Linked DNA regions of Homo sapiens: regions 1 and 3 are each linked to region 2. A link is a contact called in ENCODE Hi-C or POLR2A ChIA-PET data. All regions are on one chromosome and are shown on one strand. Each heading gives the region's core, a stretch centred on a gene start or an enhancer-like site at or near the end of the contact. The rest is flanking DNA. Distances are from core to core; before and after follow the strand shown. Region 1 overlaps NCOR2 (nuclear receptor corepressor 2). Region 2 overlaps LOC101927436 (a long non-coding RNA gene). Region 3 has its middle 110 kb from the start of NCOR2.

Evidence for each region. A loop is a pair of places that touch in the nucleus more often than their neighbours do. ChIA-PET counts read pairs that join two places held with the same protein, here RNA polymerase II (POLR2A). Pooled maps may share reads with other maps.
Region 1: a loop to region 2 is called in a map with no recorded cell type, with 1.9 times the contacts of the local background. The contact joins two enhancer-like sites. A Hi-C loop is called at or near these places in 1 of 37 single-sample maps with no recorded cell type and 1 of 50 pooled maps. POLR2A ChIA-PET finds 5 or more read pairs at or near these places in 4 of 52 experiments (Caco-2, MCF 10A, PC-3 and 1 more).
Region 3: a map of Calu3 shows a loop between it and region 2 (2.5-fold over the local background). The contact joins two enhancer-like sites. A Hi-C loop is called at or near these places in 3 of 168 maps with a recorded cell type or tissue (Calu3, PC-3 and mammary epithelial cell), 1 of 37 single-sample maps with no recorded cell type and 8 of 50 pooled maps. POLR2A ChIA-PET finds 5 or more read pairs at or near these places in 2 of 52 experiments (H1 and common myeloid progenitor, CD34-positive).

Annotation. Positions count from the first base shown.
Region 1 is chr12:124,517,100-124,521,224 of GRCh38, forward strand. All of the region lies in intron 2 of NCOR2 (nuclear receptor corepressor 2), which reads right to left. Among named protein-coding and RNA genes, the nearest start is that of NCOR2, 48 kb to the right of the region's middle. RefSeq lists an enhancer at 3,914-4,125. Within about 2 kb of position 2,137, at least 35 of the 41 ENCODE cell types and tissues checked have a DNase peak (open chromatin) inside an H3K27ac peak, as active enhancers do.
Region 2 is chr12:124,602,722-124,607,275 of GRCh38, forward strand. LOC101927436 (a long non-coding RNA gene) reads right to left here. Exons shown (of 4, transcript XR_242964.4): 3 at 3,563-3,638; 4 at 2,302-2,557. Among named protein-coding and RNA genes, the nearest start is that of NCOR2, 37 kb to the left of the region's middle. Within about 2 kb of position 1,795, at least 4 of the 41 ENCODE cell types and tissues checked have a DNase peak (open chromatin) inside an H3K27ac peak, as active enhancers do.
Region 3 is chr12:124,679,943-124,684,033 of GRCh38, forward strand. No RefSeq gene overlaps it. Among named protein-coding and RNA genes, the nearest start is that of NCOR2, 110 kb to the left of the region's middle. RefSeq lists enhancers at 1,410-1,479, 1,670-1,739. Within about 2 kb of position 1,914, at least 22 of the 41 ENCODE cell types and tissues checked have a DNase peak (open chromatin) inside an H3K27ac peak, as active enhancers do.

The DNA.
Region 1 (4,125 bases), core at 887-3,386, 85 kb before region 2:
GTGTAGACCCCACTGTGCCCCATTTTACAGACGAGGAAACTGAGGTCTGCAAAGGGGAGGCAACACGCCCAAGGTCACACAGCATAGAGAGGACGGAGCCAGGACTCAAACCCAGGTCTGTGGCAAAGGAGCAACATTGCCTGGAAGCCCAGCCCCCTCCCTTCCCCAGCCTGGGCTCAGAGGTCCCCAGGAGCCATTCCCGCCACCTCCCTATGGCCGCGGCGCACCCAGACCTCAGGACAAATCACTCCCTCATCCCCCCGGTTTGCAACTAAAGGCTCCTTGTGAGCTCGGGAAGCCCTTCCAACTTTCCAGTGTTTATCCCGGCTCCTCGCTGCCAAGTCCCTGGGCAAGCCTGGGCCGGTGGCGCTGATTTCAAACCAGACATGGGCACCGAGCCAAGCGCCACCTCGGTGGGGAGCCGGGCGCCGGGGCCGGGCTGCAGCGCTGCCTGCACCTGGCTCTCCCCTGCCTGAGCCCACCGCGGAGCCCCAGGGCAGAGCCTCGGGAGCGCCCACGATCACATGCCCTCCTGAAGTCAACTCCGGGAACAGAAGCCCCCTGAGCCCCCAAGGCTCGCCATGCTCCCCCCCAGGGACGCCGGATGTGCACCAAGGAGAGGAGCACAGTGCCCACCCGGGTCCCCTCCCACGCGGGCCGGCCAAGAAGCCTCACCCCGGCCTGCCCGGCCAGCGCCTCCGAGCGCTCTTTTCCGTGACTGCAGCAACTTCGTCCGATGAGACAGCCCTGCCCACCATCCCGCTGAGCTCAGGGCCGACAACACTGCGCTGCCAGGGGAGGGTCCAGCTGCCCCCATTGGCTGACCTGCGGCCGGCCACTCAGCCCCCAGCCCTGGCCACCACCTCCAGCGACAGAACTGGGGCTCTTTCCAGATGAATTCCTCGGCCCCCAATCAGCGCCCCTGCATAGAGCCTGCAGGCCACAGCCCCCCACCCCAGTCTGCGCCCACCTCCCCCGGCCGGGGTGACCCAGCCACACTGCACCTCCCTGCCCACTCCAAGCCCGGCGACTTCTCTTACCCGAGCACATGACCAACCTCGCTCACGTCAGCTCCAAACACAACTTGAAGTAACTCTCTCACAAGAAAAAAAAAGAAAAAGAAAAAAAGTGCCAGCCAGCGGGCCAGCAGAGTCCACACACACAGGCTGTGCTGCCGGCTTCCAGGAGGCACACCACAGCCAACATCAGACCCATCCTTCCTCCAGGATGACACCCGCAGAGGGGCGGCCCCAGAGGGCGGCCTCACCTTCCCGCGAGACTACGACTCCCATCCCGGCCCTGGAGGCCCTGCAGGGCCAGGCCAGGCCCCCCAGGCTCCCAGCCCGATGCCCCCCAAACCCGGGCAGGCCAAGGCCCACCGGCGACAAGTGCGGGGCCGCCTGACCCCACGGCTGGGCCGTGAACGAGACGTCGGGCCTCCAGCGATCCGTTCTCGCCTCTGCCACTCTGGGCCTATAAACACAGGGAATTACATAAGTCCACTCCTCTTGTTTGGAAGCCAAAAGTACGAGCTTTTTCTCCCAGCCTTGGCAGTAAGTAATAATTCCTCATCGCCATGGTAACCCTGGCGGGCTTCCAGCCGACACTCGGGAGCTGAAACACTGTGAGGCCTTTTTATAGCTCGGCTCTTCGCTCGCTGGCAGGCGAAAGAGAGCTCCAGCCCCGCTTCTCCCACTTTAACCCGCTTCCTCCCAGCCCGGACTGTCCAGCTTCGAGCCGCACCTGCACCTCCAACCTGAGCGTAGCTCTGGCGCCTTGGCTCCGGCCTGGTTCCGAACCCAGGCCTCGGCCCATCCCTCCCCCGTCCTCTGTCCCGAGGGCCAGATGGCCAGAGGAGCAGGCTCTCCCTTGCAAATATTTCTGTCCTCCTTTTAATCCTAGGAAAAGAAAGCGTGACCCCCTCACACTGGCATTCTGATCTGGGGTCATCTCGGTGACAGGCCTAGAAAAGAAGACGTGGCCAAATAATACACACACACACACACACACACACACACACACACACACACACAGGCCAACAATGATGGCTTGGTAGTCAGCCAGGAGTCTGAACCTTGGCTGCAATTAGCTGTGTGACTCAGAGACAAGTCTGAGCTTCTCTGGGTGTCAACTTTCCATCCGTAGAAGGGGCAGGCTGAGCTCTGCTTCTCCAAGTGCTCTGGAAAGCAGAGATGAGGCGCCAGAGGAAGCTGCTGGAGCTCCCAGGAGGCAGAGGAGGCTCCACCAGGGTCTCCAGATTCACTTCCCTGCCCCTAGCAGCCAAGAGTTGGGCCTAAGAATGTGTCCCTGGACAGCAGCCCACATGATGACAAGGGTCTGGGGGTGCAGATGTGAGGAAGGCACCCCTGGCAGAAGCATGGCAGATGTGAAGGTCTGGAGGCTGGACCACGCGGGTGTGTTGTCAAAGCAGAGAGAAGGCTGGTGTGGCCGGGGCGCAGGGGCGAGGCGGGGAGAGTTTGACGATGAGGTCAGGGAGCTAATAGGAGTGGAGGGGAAGTGGTCAGATGGACTCTGGGCCTGGCCTTCAACTCCAGCAATAACATTGTCATCCTTTTTACTCTCAGGAGCATCTTGAGAGTAATAATATTAATAACAATAACAGTGGCCACACACACCGAGCCCAGCAGCTCGGACTGTGTGCCCAGCACTGTGCTAAGCGGGTCCCCTGGTTCACCAGCTGGCCTCACACCACCGCGGCATAGGCAGGTATGCCCCTGAGCCGCCACACACAGACAGAGCAGGAGGCTGGCCCAGAGAGGGTAGGTGACTTGCCCAAGGTCAACAGCTAGTGGCTGAGCTGGGACTTGAACTGGGCAAGCCTGGCTTGTCTCCGCTATCCACGTGGTAATTCAGCCACAAGGAGTCACAGGAGGGTTTCAGGACTAAGACCAGATTTGCCTGTGACAGGGGCCCGTGGCCACTGGACTGGCAGGGGGCCCAGACTGGCCACGAGGGGATGAGCATAGTGGCTGCGGAGGCCCCTGGAAGCCAGATGTCTCCTGTGAACAGCTGGCCCTCTAGCCTTCCCCAGGAAACACCCCTGGGGGGTTTCCGTAGACCTGCCCCAAAGCCAAAGGTGGGATTCTGCTACTCTTACGCCTTCTTTTATAGGTAGGGAAACTGAGGCACAGGAAGGCACGGGCATATTTTTAGCCCAAAGATCCAGCACCATCTTCCCGCCCAGACCGTCGCCAAGACCAGGCGGGACCATGACACCCAGGCCAAACTGGCCCCATGCAAACACCACCAGGAAGCGGTGCCTGAGAGCGGCCGAGTCAGGCCTCACCACCTCCTTCTGTTCATTTTTGTTTGTTTTGGACACAGACCTGCATCCAGACCTTCGCCAAAGGCTGGCCCTGGAATCCACGGTAACTCCTCCCACCCCCTCAGAGCGACTGTGTGCTATGGGCAGGTTTGACACTGGGCATGTCTCTTCACGGCCACTCGTTCTGCTTCCTGTGTCTTCCCCGCCAGACACTCCGCAGCAAATTGTTTGTTGAGTGACTTAATGAAGACCACAAATCATCAAACACCAGAAACAGCCACAGGCAGCAGCCCCCAGACAGAGCCTGTGGCCAAAACCAAACTCATATTCAGAATAAGCCAGTGTCTGGTTATCTGCTCAGCAAAAGAACTCCCCATCACGCAAGCCTTCGACGGCGACCACCCCTCCATACTTCGAAAAAGCATCCCCTGGCCAAAATCTGCCGACAGGCCGCTTCCTGGAGCCCGTCTGCTGAGCAGAGCTTTGACGGTGGGAAAGATCGGTGAAGACCCCCCAGAATATGATTCACCGCAGGCCACAGGGGCCAGGACAGTGGGCCAAAGGGGGTCTGGAAAGGGGCAGGGGGACCTTAAGCTGAGTGGCCCCAGGCAAGGCCCCCAGCCTCTCGAGGCATCAGAAGGCTCAGCTGGCGAATGGGGGAGCTCCTGCCTGCTGCCTCTCTCGCAACCCAGGTCAACAGAAACTACATGTGTGGGGCCCAGGGGGGAGGTGGGGGCCAGAACTCTGAGGACCAGATCCAGACCCACAGCCGCAGCTACGCTTCAGCATCCGGCTCCAGCTGGAAGAGACCCCCACTCACTTCCTCCCCACACACTGCT
Region 2 (4,554 bases), core at 545-3,044:
CACTAATATAAATGTGCAAGTGAACTTTGGACTATGCATACGCCCCCACCCAAAGTTTATATGTAAGTTTACCAAAAACATTGAGGGAGGTCCCTTCCCATTGGTGAAATGAGGGAGCTGACTAACATTTGGGGATACCTCACAGTTTTGGCAGCACAAAGATAAGCAAGACAGAAGAGGTCTCTGCCTCCAGGAAGCTGACGTTAGAGGGAGAGAGACAGTGAATACAAAATATGATGCTGAGGGCCACAAGGAAAGATGGAGCCGAAGGAAGAGGATGAAGGAGCACCAGGGAGGGGCTGCAACATGGGGACATTTGCAATATTCGGACAGAGACCAGAATAAGGAGAGGAGCTGAGCCTGTGAGTGTCTTGGGGGAGAGAAGACTTGGTAGCAGGAACTGCACGTACGGAGGTTCCGAGGTCAGAACAAGCTTGCAACGTCCAGGAAACGACAAGGAGGCTCGTGAGGCCAGACCACACTGGGAGATGGGGACAGTGGCGGTGGCCAGGTCTCAGAGGGCCTGGGAGGCCGGAGAGGGAGGTGGGTTTTATTTATTCCCATGGATCTGGTGTGGTCCCTTTGGGCTCGGTGGGAGGTAACTGCTCATCATTCTACATCTGGGACCTCTGTCCACAGCTGGGTCCCATGTGCCCCTCCAGCATTCTCAGGGCCTCCAGGAGGGAAGTGTTAATGCTTCCCCTTCTCCGTCTGCCTCTTACCCTTCTGTCTCCACTGATGAGCAGCCAGGGCAGGGAGGGACTGCAGCAGGCCCCAGAGGATGAGGGCGTGTCTTCCCAGTGCCATCTGCACAACGCAACTCAATTCTGGGAATGAGCATTTATTCAGCACCTCTTGGATGCAAGGCACTGACCGCAGCTTGACACCACAGCCAGCCAGGCACTCAACACTGCTTGCTGAGGCCAAAGTGAAGATCCCCCCAACAATCGTCTTGTATTTTTTTCAGCTCAGTTTCCTGAGCCTGCCACACCGAGGGCCCCACAGTCGGAAACCACGTTTGGTTCGAAGCTCTCCTGTTCTCATCTGGAAATTCCTCATCATTTTTGAGCATGGGACCCTGTGTTTCCATTCTGCACCAGGCCCTGCAAATTACCTAGGGGCCTTGGGCGGGGGCTCCATTCTAGATGCACACTCAGGGGCTCTGGCAGCTGGTGGGGACTGGAAATGGGGCCTCCACTCAAGTCCCAGGTGCTGCGGCCTGCAGACCATCCCAGTCTTGGCCAGAGGCCCTGAAAACAGTCAGGGCCCCTCTGCGGCCTGAGGAAGAACCTCTGCACACACCGGCGCTGCTCGCAGCAGACAGCCGTGAGGAGATGTCTGGTTTTGATTAAATGTCCAGAGCCGCTCATTAACTTGCACAGACAGACTCAGAAGCCACTCGCTCTAAAACCCGCCCGCCACGGCAGCCCATCCTGCAGGCCCTTCTGTGCCACCTGCAGTTCCTGCTGGAAACTAGGAGCCCCTGGTTTGGGGGCCATGGGCCCTGAGGCAGGGGGATGGCCAGGGTCATCCAGCCCAGTGGCCTGAGTCCTCCAAAGTGTGTACCTGTCATCATCCACGGTGTGAGGGCTTCCCTGCCCTGCTGTCTCCACTCTGAACTGGGTTCAGGGGCTGTGGTCTTCCTGGTACAATTTCAAAGCATCTAAGAGGGCCTCATTCCCGCAGCACTGTTCCCTGCCTTGGCCTCTGTCTCTGAAATTCCACCATCAGGGCCGGTCCTTTTACTGTACTTTAGGTGAAATTTATAGCTGGAACTGCTTTGCATTTATCATGACAGTGTTTGCAGTGATTTATTTACAAGTCTGTCTCCTCCCCAGGCCACAGCTCTTGAAGGCAAAGTCCATGCCCCATACATTCATTCTTCAAAAATCTGTTCCTGGGCGCCCACCGTGTGCCTGGCATCAGCTGGCACGAGGAATCTCACTGTCTTTTGATCCCTAACACTAGGAACAGGGCCTCCCCTGGCTGGGACCCTCTGCATATTTGCTGAACGAATGAATATGTGAGCAAATGTAGAGTATTGCTCACATTTCTTGAGCACTTACTATAGGTGCCAGGCTCTGTTTTAATCAATTTGTGTGTATTTCCTTGTTCCACTCTCCCAACACCCTTGAGTTGGGTGTTGCTGTTATCCCCATTTTACAGAGGAGACTTTGGCACTCAGTAAGGACACGTAACCAAGAGGGCTAACAAGAAGCATGCACAGATACACAGGCATCCCCGCAAGCCAGAAACCAGCACATTCACAGGCAGGCAGAGCTCAGAGCCAAATTAGTCAAATATCTTGAAATGATGTTTATTTCTCCTCTAGTTCTCGAGTTCTAATGACTGTTTATTCTTACAAACATCTAATTTGTGTGCTCAGCCTCCCAGTTAGAGTGCAGTGCCAAGTGGCTCGGGCGTTTGCTCTTTGGTCGGATATCATACCCCCGCTCCTTGCTTTTCTTTTAAGACTCTTCAGACCCTGGGTATCTTGTTGGCATCTCACAGGTGGGAGGCGCTTTCCTCTACAGCCTCTGGTGCCTCGCCAGGCCAGCTGGAGGCCAAATGGAAGAGTGTGAGGGTTGCCTGCAAAGATGGCTGCCAGCAGTGCTCCCCCTCCCTGCAGGGGCCTGCAACCTCTCCCATGGGAGGTGGAGTCTGTGTCCCCACCCCTTGAAAGTGGGCAGGCTCTGTGAATCCTTTGACCCCCGGGATGCTGTGGAGGTGACTCCCTGCAGTTCTGGATTAAGCCTTAAGAGACCTGGCGACTTCTATTTTCTCTCTCTTGGAATCCAGCTGGCCCGCAAAGTAGCTCAGGCCAGGTTCTAGAAGAGGGAGAGACCGCAGGGACAGAGTGAAGCCTGGGAGATGAGTTACAAGGGGAGAGAGAAGAGTGTACCCAGCTCCAGTGCTAAACAATGTGGGTGATGCCGTGCTGGGCCATCCAGCCCCAGCTGAGCCCCCCAGATAACACACGTGGGGTGGGGACCACCACGATGCCTGATCCTGCCCAAATTGCAGAATTCTGAGCAGATAAGTGGCGGCTGTTGTTTTAAGTGGCTAAGTTTGGGGCTGGTTTGTTAAGCAGTGAAGGCAGCTGGAGTTAGAGTGGCTCCAGAGGTCAGGAAACAGGGGAGAGGCGTGCCTGGCCCCTGCTTCTGCTCCTGCCTTGCTTTGAGGGGCAGGGGGCAGGTGTCAGCCCTACAAATAGCATCTCCCCTCTTCCCTCCTCTTCCCTACCCCCTGGGAGTAACCTGCTTGTTTTCCCAACAGGTGTTAAAATAACGACCTTTGGGCTAAAAAGGAAGCTGTGTGTGTGAGTGATAAGAGGGTCTGGCTGCCTGAACCGCAAGGAGGGAGCGAGGGAAGTGAGGTGGGGACGGAGGTCGTGGGGAGAGTTGGCAATTTGCAGGGAGAAGGCTTTCAGCTGGACTGGGGCGGATCAGGGCCTCTTTCTCCCCATGTCCTACAGAACTCGGCTTCATTCTTTTCTTCACGAGGAAGGTTTGCAGGAAGAAAGGGCCCAAGAGCCACAGCCGTCCCCTGCCTGGGTGCTCACCGTTTGCCTGTGCGGTCCTCCCCTTCACTCGGCCTGGGGTGCTGTCTCCCTGCTGTCCTGGGTTAAATTGTGTGCTCTGCAAAAAGATATGTGGAAATCTTAACTCCCAAACCTTAGAATGTGACCTGATTTGGAAACAGGGTCATGGCAGATGTAATTGGTTAAGATGAGGTCTTGCTAGAGTAGAGCAGGCCCTAAATCCAGTATGACCGGTGCCCTTATAAAAAGAGGACAGAGACACATGGGAAGGTCACGTGATGACGGCGGTGCTGGGAGATGCAGCCACAAGCCAAGGCATGCCAGGGATTGCTGGCTGCTGCGAGAGGCTGGGAGGGGGGCGAGGAAAGAGCCCACCGGAGTTCAGAGGGTGCATGGCCCTGCCCAGAACTTGATCTTGGACTTCTGGCCTCCAGAACGGTGAGGGAATAAAACGTCTGTTTTTTGAAGCCACCCAGTTTGTGACGCCCAGTTACAGCAGCCTAAGGACAGGAATATATCCCTGTTGTGCCCAGGCCTAGTCACTGTGGACTTCAGCAAGTGCTGTTCACTTCACCTTCAAAACAGAGTACTTCCCAAATCTGCCCTTCTCAGGCCAGGTGCGGCGGCTCACGCCTGTAATCCCAGAGCTTTGGGAGGCCGAGGCGGGCAGATCACTTGAGGTTGGGTGTTTGAGACCAGCCTGGGCAACATGGTGAAACCCTGTCTCTACTAAAAATACAAAAATTAGCCGATGTCGTGGCGGGCGCCTGCAATCCCAGCTACTCAGGAGGCTGGGGCAGGAGAATCGCTTGAAACTGGGAGGCAGAGGTTGGAATGAGCCGAAATCGTGCCACTGCACTTCAGTCTGGGCAACACAGCAAGACTCTGTCTCAAAAAAACATGGTGAAACAAAACCAAATCTGCCCTCCTCTACTCTTCCAGGGAACACCCTGGTCAGAGCCCCTGCCCTCCCTTGCCTGGACGGTTGCAGGTGCCCCCGCCGACCCCCACAG
Region 3 (4,091 bases), core at 664-3,163, 77 kb after region 2:
GTCAGCTTTTCACTGCCCTTGCGGCGTGGTGGCTGCGTGCAGGGCCCGGAGGAGAGGGTGCTGACTTGCACAGGAGGCCATGAGCGGCTCCAGGGCCTGGGGCACCCGGAGCAGGTTGTAGCATTCAGGATGCCTGGGGTAGCAAGTTAGAGAAAAATCCCAATTCCAACTGCTTTCATGATGAACATGGATTCTCCCCATGAGAGGAGGTCCCGGAGCAAAGGAGCTGCAGGGCTGGGTGACTCAGCAGCTCATTGGTGGCATCTGCACCAGGCGCTTCCTCCTCTCTCTTCTGCCACCCCTCAGTGTTGGGACTCCCTTCATGGCCTCAAGATGGCTGCAGCAGATCTGGTCATCACATCCCAACAAGACAGAGTGCAGTCAAAGATAAGGCAGCCATCTCTTCCCCCCTTTTTGTTTTTTGTTTGTTTGTCTGTTTTGTTTTGTTTTGTTTTGTTTTTGAGACAGAGTCTTGCTCTGTCGCCCAGGCTGGAGGGCAGTGGCTCAATCTCGGCTCACGGCAACCTCCACCTCCTCAGCCTCCCTGCCTTCTCCTGCCTCAGCCTCCTGAGTAGCTGGGATTACAGGTGTGCACCACCACGCCCAGCTAATTTTTATATTTTTAGTAGAGGGGGGGGTTTCACCATGTTGCCCAGACTGGACTCGAACTTCTGACCTCAGGCAATGCGCTCAGCTCAACCTCCCAAAGTGCTGGGATTACAGGCGTGAGCCCCCGCACCCTGCCTGGTTCTCTCTTTTTTAAAAGCAGGTAGGCTGGGCATGGTGGCTCAGACCTGTAATCCCAGCACTTTGGGAGGCCAAGAAGGATGGATCGCTTGAACCCAGAAGTTCAAGATCAATCTGGGCAACATGGCGAAACCCCTCTCTACCAAAAGCGATACAAAAATTAGCCAGGAATGGTGCCACATACCTGTAGTCCCAGCTACTGGGGAGACCCTATCTTAGAAAAAAATAAATAAATAGGTAAGAGCAGGTAAGCATTCCCTGTAAATCCCCCAGCACAGTCCCCTCCACGCCACAGTGGCTAGGGTTAGGCCACGTGAATATCTAGGAAGGGGGATGGGGTGGCCATGACGCTTAGCCCAGGGTCAGCAAACGGTGGTTCACGGGCCCCAAGCCTGTTTGTTTTTGTAAATAAAGATTGATTGGTGCCCAGCCACATCCTTTTTTTTTTTTTTTTTTTTTTTGAGATTGAGTCTCGCTCTTTTGCCAGGCTGGAGGGCAGTGGCGTGATCTTGGCTCACTGCAACCTCTGCCTCGTATGTTCAAGCGATTCTCCTGCCTCAGCGTCCTGAGTGGCTGGGATTACAGGCACAAACAACCATGCCCAGCTAATTTTTAATTTTTTTGTAGAGATGAGGATCTTGCTATGTTACCAAGGCTGGTCTTGAACTCCTGGGCTCAAGCGATCCTCCTGCCTCAGCCTCCCAAGCTGCACACCCTTTTTTTTAATATCGTCTGTGGTTGCTTTTGTGTGACAAAAGCAGAACTGAGGAGTTACCGCAGAGACGCCCAAGAAGCCTAGAAGAGTGACTCAACCCTTTACAGAGAAAGAGTTTGCTGACCCCTGGCTAGACTAACCGGGATCTACCCCTGACCCGGATTGAGTCATTTCCCCTGAGGGATGAATGAACACTATGACAGTCTGTGAGCCCCATAGAAGTGGGGGTGGGGGCTGGCCTGGCCGCTGCCAGTCGTCCTTCAAAGCTTTGCTACTCAAAGCGTAGCCCCCAGGCCAGCAGCATCCGCCGGGCATGGGAGCCAGGTCTTGGGTCCCACCCCAGACCTATGAAATCAGAACCTGCATCCTAACCAGACCCCCAGGGAACGTCACCCACTAAATGCAGCGCGTTTGCTTCTCAGGCTGTTGTAACAAGGTACCACGAAGCGGGTGGCTTAAAACCACAGGTCTGGAGGCCAGAAGCCTGCAATCCAGGTGCCAGCAGGGCCCTGCTCCCTCCAAAGCCCCTGGGGCAGGATTCTTCCCTGCCTCTTCCAGCTCCTGGTGGCTCTTGCGACCCTTGGCCTTCCTGGCTTTGCAGATCGGTCACTCCAGCCTTTCCTCTGCCTCCACGTTGTTTGTGCGTATCTCCCCTTTTCCTGTGAGGGCTTCAGTCATCTTGGACGCGAGTCCACCCTGATGACCTCATCTCAGCTTGATCACATCTGCAAAGATCCTATTTCCAAATAAAGTCACATCCACAGCTGCCAGGGGTTAGGACCCGGACATGTGTTTTCGGGAAACACAACCCCACCTGTGACCTGTGAGTAGTCCCAACACACACCACACATGGGTGAACTGCGACATACGTGCTTGTGCTTTTGGGAAGGACAGGGCTGGGGGAGGGGCAGCTCCAGCTTCCCTGCCTTCTCAGGCTCCCAGAGCTGCCCTCCTGGGAAACAGCACGCTGGAAGCTTCATGAACATAGCTGGCCTCAGGCTGGCTCAGGGAGGTCATCTCTACCCCTCATCTCCCACCAGGCCTGAGCTGCTCCTGGGCCTCCCGGGTTGAACCGTGAGTGCCCTCAGCAGGTCTGGCACTGGGTGAGGCATGTCAGGCATCCCAGGTGCCCCTCTGCACTGGCACCCTGAGAGGGCTTGCCTTCTAACATTCGGTACCCTGAGCCCAGCACTGGGGCTCAGCCCACTTCTCATCTCCAAACCCTGCTCCGGGCCTGTGCTCCCCAGCTGTGGCCAAGTGACAGGTGGGCCCAGCTCCTGCACTGGCCGCATGAACAGAAGCACCGTCTTCTCAGTGAAATTAATAAATGCCCAGCAAGTGCACCCTGAGCAAACTTCCTTGCTTTGCACATAACTGGTGCTTAAAACTCACGTGCTCGGTGTACGAGGAAGTAAATGCCGGAAATCCAGATTCCCTACAGCGACTGACAAGGCCCAGCGTGATCTAGCCCACCCTCCTTACCAACCTTGTTCCCACCGTTTTCCTCCTAAACCTCTAGTTTCCAGCTCCATGCCAAGCCCACTACGGCCCCAGGGCATTTGCACCTGCTGTGCCCTCTGCTGGAAGGCTCCTCCCCACACACAAGCCCATGGCTGGTTCTCTAACTCGATTTCGATTTCTGTACAGATGATGTTACCTCTTCAGAGGTAAGCCCCACCCCCTCACCTCCTCACTTTCTATCAAATCAAACAATTTTAACAACTGCGTAGAACTCACAACTGCCTCCAATCCTCATGTTCATTTATTTATCTACCTGCCACGTCCTGAGTGTCTAGAATGGTGCCGGGCACACAGTAGGTGCGCAGTAAAAACATGCTACTGAACTGAGAGAGTCCTCTCCTCCATCCCCATCAGGCTGAGCTCTTAGTAAACACTCAGGAGCCTCCAGGCCCCTGTATTAAAGGCCTGACAAGCCTCGCCCTGCTGCGGAATTTTACAGATGGGGCTGTTTCTTTGTGTGTCAACAGAGTGCTTAATCTCTGCTCATAATGCCAGGCAGGAAGGAGCCTGCTTTGCTGAGGAACTTCTGTCTCAAAGCCGCCAGGTAACATGAGTGGGGCCTCTGGGGTCGGGAGCAGCATGTCTCCCCATCCTGGCCTTGATAAATGTCCAGGGGCCCTTCCAGCCTCCGCCAGGCAGCTGCCTCTGACCACAGCCTCCTCCGCAGAGCTGAGCTACCCACGTGTGCTCACTTCTAAACTGCAAGCCGGCCCCTGAGGGGGTGTGTGAGGAGTCAGGGTCTTAAAAACTTCCTGCATATTTTCCCTTCAGAAATAGCATCCTTAACTTTCTTTTTTTTTTCCTTATTAAAAATGTACTCATGTAATCCACATGCACTGGCTGTGAGAAATTCCAAAATGTCTTTTGGAGAGAGATCCTTGCCCCCTGAGGCTGTCCCCATTGCACAGATGATAAGCACAGTCAACGAGGCTGGGCGCCCGTACTTCCCAAACTTTGTGGGGCCCACAGCAACCCTCTGAGGCTTTTACTTTTATCATCCCCATTCCACAGACAGGGAAACTGAGACTCGGAGAGGGACAGGGCCAGCAGCCAGCACATGTTGGAGGGAGGTCAATCCACTGTGGCTTTGAGCAGAGTGGTCGCAGGA